Linked DNA regions of Homo sapiens: region 2 is linked to region 1. A link is an interaction called in ENCODE POLR2A ChIA-PET data of the cell type or tissue named here. Cell type or tissue: CD4-positive, alpha-beta T cell. All regions are shown on one strand.

Evidence for each region. Peaks named below come from ENCODE experiments on the same cell type or tissue, not always from the same donor. Only the 100,000 strongest peaks of a DNase experiment are listed, where the experiment ranks them.
Region 2: POLR2A ChIA-PET joins it to region 1 with 5 read pairs; 8 of 35 experiments call an interaction of 5 or more read pairs at or near these places.

What each region holds. Positions count from the first base shown.
Region 1 is chr3:148,998,234-149,000,733 of GRCh38, forward strand. The region is part of intron 4 of GYG1 (glycogenin 1); the gene reads left to right. Among named protein-coding and RNA genes, the nearest start is that of GYG1, 7.9 kb to the left of the region's middle. In CD4-positive, alpha-beta T cell, no CTCF peak of the experiment used is centred here; a DNase peak (open chromatin) is centred at 958; H3K27ac peaks cover 461 bases.
Region 2 is chr3:149,140,000-149,142,499 of GRCh38, forward strand. It overlaps HPS3 (HPS3 biogenesis of lysosomal organelles complex 2 subunit 1), which reads left to right. Exons shown (of 17, transcript NM_032383.5): 2 at 5-499; 3 at 1,018-1,189; 4 at 1,296-1,381. Among named protein-coding and RNA genes, the nearest start is that of HPS3, 12 kb to the left of the region's middle. In CD4-positive, alpha-beta T cell, no CTCF peak of the experiment used is centred here; no DNase peak of the experiment used is centred here.

The DNA of each region.
Region 1 (2,500 bases):
AATAATAGGGAAGTTTAAGTCTCAGTTTTATTTCACTATTTAGCTTGTTTATGCTGTAAGCTAATAGTTCTCAAAACAAGGGTGATTATGTCCCCCAAAGGACATTTGGCAATGTCTGGAGACATTTTTGGTTGTTACAACTGAAGGGGGAGGGTGCAAAGGGCATCTGATGAGTGGAGGTCCAGGATGCTAAACATCCTACAATGCACAAGACGATTTCTTCCAACAAAGAATTACCTAGCCCAGCATGTCAGTAGTGCTGAGGTTGCGAAACTCTGCTCTCTACATGCTCTAAAACAGAGCAGGAGTATCTGAACCATAATGTATGGCAGCATCTAACAAGAAGTGAAGTCTTGTTTTAAGCAACCTTAAAATAAGAAAATAATAATGTGTTAAATGTTCACCGTGGTCAAGGCCGAATGAAACTTCTTCGCTTTACTGACATGTTTTTAGCTCCTGCTATTTTCCTTTCATAGAAGGAATGAAAGCTGTATTAGCCTTTAAGTTCAAAAGATGTATTCCTTATTTCTACTGCTTATACTGAAAGTTACCTTTGCATAAAAGAGGAGAGTGTTTTTAGCAGAAGTCCACTGTTTGTCTTAACCTTCTCGTCAGAGTGTAGCTTTCTTCACCTCCTCTCCTAATTTGAAGGAAGTAAGTGTAATCCTGCCAGAAATTCGGTGTAACTCTTTTCAGCTTTAGTAAGTGAATCACATTCTAAAGTATATCTTGTGGCCTGCCAACTGCCTGAAATCCACATGATTTTAATCATGTAAAGAGAATCCAATTTCTAACCTAGAAAACGATTAGATGTTATTGAGAGGTAAGACTTTGATTACCAAACAGTAGTGTGCCGTGGTAAATTATCTAGGTTATAATTTGAGAATATGAAACTAACTAACCTATTCTTTGTTAAGAAGCTTGGATGCGTGCAGAGTGCTCGACTAGGAAGCACTTCCTGCTTTTTCAGCCAGAATCTGAAACCACCGTGAGATTCTGTCTGTGCCTCTAGCACATTTCATTATTCAGCAGCAGGTTTCCAGGTGCTGGCCATCCTCTGAGGTATTCCATTTACTGGCTCATTGGTGGTGAAGGACTGAATCTTCTCTGTTAATAGAAATTGAAAGAGGTAAAAAGTCATCTATGCAGCTGAGAACTTATGGTTCTCAATATGTTGTTTAAATTCAGCAGAAGAATGAATTAGCAGTTCTCGAATCAAAGGTTGTGTTCACTTGAAATATGTGTTAAGCTTTACTTAGCAAAGAAAGCTCACTCTATACCTTGGGAGGCTGCTTCTCTCTGGAGGGGTTTACTATCCACTTGAATCAATGTGTGAACTGTGTGACATAAAGATGTGTTGGACTTATGCTTGATAGCAATAAAATATTTCTTTATGGACAATGACTTTGTCTAATGGCAGTAACCTTTGCCTCTGGTTTTCAATATGTTATTATATAAAAATTATAAATATAGTAAAAGTAAATAGTCTTAAATATAAAAATTAAGAATTATATAAAAATAATTTTGGTTAGGTGTTGTGCTGTAGGCACTGATGAACATTTTCAGGTGTTCCTTTCACAGTTACCCACATTTTCTCACAACCATAGTTTCTCCCTCCACCACCCCCATAGTCAGTTTTAAGTCCCGGAATTTTCAGCTCAGACCAGTTTTACAGATGACTGTATCTCAGTGTGAATATCTCGCAGGTCATGTTTTTAACCTCTTTCCTGTGTTCATCAGAAACTGGTGGGGCCTGATGTCCACTGACAAGCCACACAGGCTGTTGATGGCTGAGCATTTGCAGCTGCTTTTGCAACCCTTCTCATGCAAAAGAATGTGGCTGTCATTCTTCTAATCACCAGCCCTCTATTCACAGCCTCTCCACCTCTCTATTCTGTGACTCTGGCCAAGAGAATAATCCTAATATGGCAAACCATACGAGGTACCTGGACTTCTCTTTCTTCCTAAAATTCTATAATGTTAGATTTTAGAACTGGTGACTACATAACCGAATTCATGGCTGGTGTCTAATTTTCCATAATGAAGAGTCAAACTTCTATACTGTTGTATTTTCAAACTGTCTTGGCACTTACTTCATCACTGTAATTACATATTTCCCGAAAAGTTGAACAATAGCTGTTGTGAAATAGTTCTACACTAGTATTGTATAGGATGTGACAAGATAAGGTTAGCTTCTGGGCATGTTAGCACTAAGAGGGGAAGAGAGAGCTCATTATATTGTAGGTTCTAATCAGCAGTTTTGCTTCTGCCACATCGGTGAAATGAGGCTGATGAACTTGACTCTGAAGAAATCAACCTGAATGCAAGTTGAGGTTTATTTTCTTTTCCCCTGTGACTAATATATCTTAAGAGTGCTTGTATAGTTGAAGAGTTAAGTGCTTAAAAATTGTCTATTTTGTCTGTATGTGTTAGTTTCAAAAACCTAAGTCAGAGGAATTCATATTTTGTAATTTGGAATATCCTTAAAAAACATCTTATA
Region 2 (2,500 bases), 140 kb after region 1:
TCAGGAGATTATTTGGTAGCAATTGAAGAGAAAAACAAAGCTACATTTCTACGTGCTTATGTGAACTGGAGAAATAAAAGGACTGAAAACTCTCGTGTGTGTATCCGAATGATTGGGCATAATGTGGAGGGACCATTCAGCAAAGCCTTCAGAGACCAGATGTACATTATTGAAATGCCGCTTTCGGAGGCCCCCTTGTGCATTTCCTGTTGCCCTGTGAAAGGAGACCTTCTCGTTGGCTGCACAAATAAATTAGTCTTATTTAGTTTGAAGTACCAGATCATTAATGAGGAATTCTCACTATTGGACTTTGAACGTTCTTTAATTATACACATAGATAATATCACTCCTGTTGAGGTTTCTTTTTGTGTTGGATATGTTGCTGTCATGTCAGACTTAGAAGTCTTAATCGTAAAACTGGAGTCAGGCCCTAAAAATGGAGAGAGAGTTCACCACCATCCACATAAGACCAACAATCGAATAAGACGGACAGAAGAAGGTAAATAATGAATTTGACTTGCTTTCTTGTTTTAGGAATATAGAAAACCTTCACCTTTGGCAGTCTGAAGGTCTGTGGTATATATGGTGCCCGGCCATGTTATTTATAGATTTAGTTATTCCTATTTCATGGGATTTGGTTTTATGATCTGGCTGTCCATAGCTTACTCTGTAGCATGTGAATATATTTATCAGTAGAAGTAATGGAACAACCACTGCTAGATGAGGGGCTTCTAGTCCTAGTCCTCATAGTTACTAGTTGAATGACCTTGGGTTAATAATACCATCTCTGAGTTTCAACATCCTCATTTGTAAAATGGGGATGATAATACCTACCCTGTTGTACTTTATCAGTTGTGGAGATTAAATGAGCAAGTGCTAAGTCTTTTCACAACCACAGTGCCTTGTAAATGTGTGCATATTATAAATAAATGAAATTACTATATGTCTAATTGGTGAGAGGATGTTGTAAAATCTAATTTTCATTCAAGCAGGACTGTTACATTTTATTTTTTTAAGGCATCAGTAATGAAATTTCACAGCTTGAGTCAGATGATTTTGTCATCTGCCAGAAGCCCCTGGAACTTCTTGGTGAAAAAAGTGAACAGTCTGGATTATCTGTTACACTGGAGTCTACGGGATTAGCTGATGAAAAAAGAAAATATTCCCACTTTCAGCACCTGCTCTATAGGTATTATAGTGCTTTTTTTTTTTTTACCAGCATTTTATGTATATATGCCTGCTTAAAGTACATGGAAGTTATATTTTTCCCTTTCTCTGTCTTTTTAAACCCACAGACGTTTTGCTCCTGATATTTCGTCCTATGTCTTGTCTGATGACATCAAGCTACATTCCCTCCAGCTGCTACCCATTTACCAGACCGGTAAGCATGACAGTGCAGGAGTGCGACAGTGCAGCAAGGTGAAAATGCTCTGTCTGGGCTGGGAGTGAAGACCCATGTGGGTAATAGGTTTGGTGGTTTGGTTCTTCCACTGGAGTCTCCTTGTGGCCCTTTAACAAAGTTTTTTTTTTTGTTTTTTTTTTTTTTTTTTTTTGAGACTGAGTCTCGCTTTATTGCCAGTCTGGAGTGCAGTGGTGCGATCTCGGCTCACTGCAACTTCTACTTCCTGGGTTCAAGTGATTCTCCTGCCTCAGCCTCCCGAGTAGCTGGGACTACAGGCGCCCGCCACCAAGCCCGGCTAAATTTTTTTGTATTTTTAGCAGAGACGGGGTTTCACCATGTTGGGCAGGATGGTCTCGATCTCCTGACTTTGTGATCTGCCTGTGTTGGCCTCCCAAAGTGCTAGGATTACAGGCATGAGCCACCACACCCGACCTCTATTTTATTATTATTTATTATTTTTTTTCTTGAGACAGAGTTTTGCTCTTGTTGTCCAGGCTGGAGTGCAATGGTATGATCTTGGCTCACTGCAACCTCCACCTCCCGGGTTCAAGTGATTCTCCTGCCTCAGACTCCCGAGTAGCTGGGATTACAGGAATGCCCCACCACGCCCAGCTAATTTTGTATTTTTAGTAGAGATGGGGTTTCTCCATGTTGGTCAGGCTGGTCTCGAACTCCCGACCTCATTGATCCGCCCACCTCGGCCTCCCAAAGTGCTGGGATTACAGGTGTGAGCCACCACACCCGGCCCAAAATCCTTAGCAAATACCTATGAGTACTAGAAAGGGAAGTCATACCTGCTAGGAGAAGCCATGGAGAAGGCATGACAGACTGAACTCATTTCCCTTTTTGAAATGGCCTCTAGGCCCAAAAAGGAAATTGGAGACCTGTTAGAGCCAAGGTATGTGTGGGTTCTAGCTGGGTATTTGGCCAAGCTTCTTATGATTGGCTTGTGAATTAGGTGTAAAAATGTGGACTGAATGGAAAATAATTTAGAGCAGTTGTTTTCAACCCTGCCACACAATGGGCTTACCTGAATGCTTTTTAAGATATTGATACTCAGGCTCTACATGCAAGATATCAGTTACAGGGCCTGGGCAT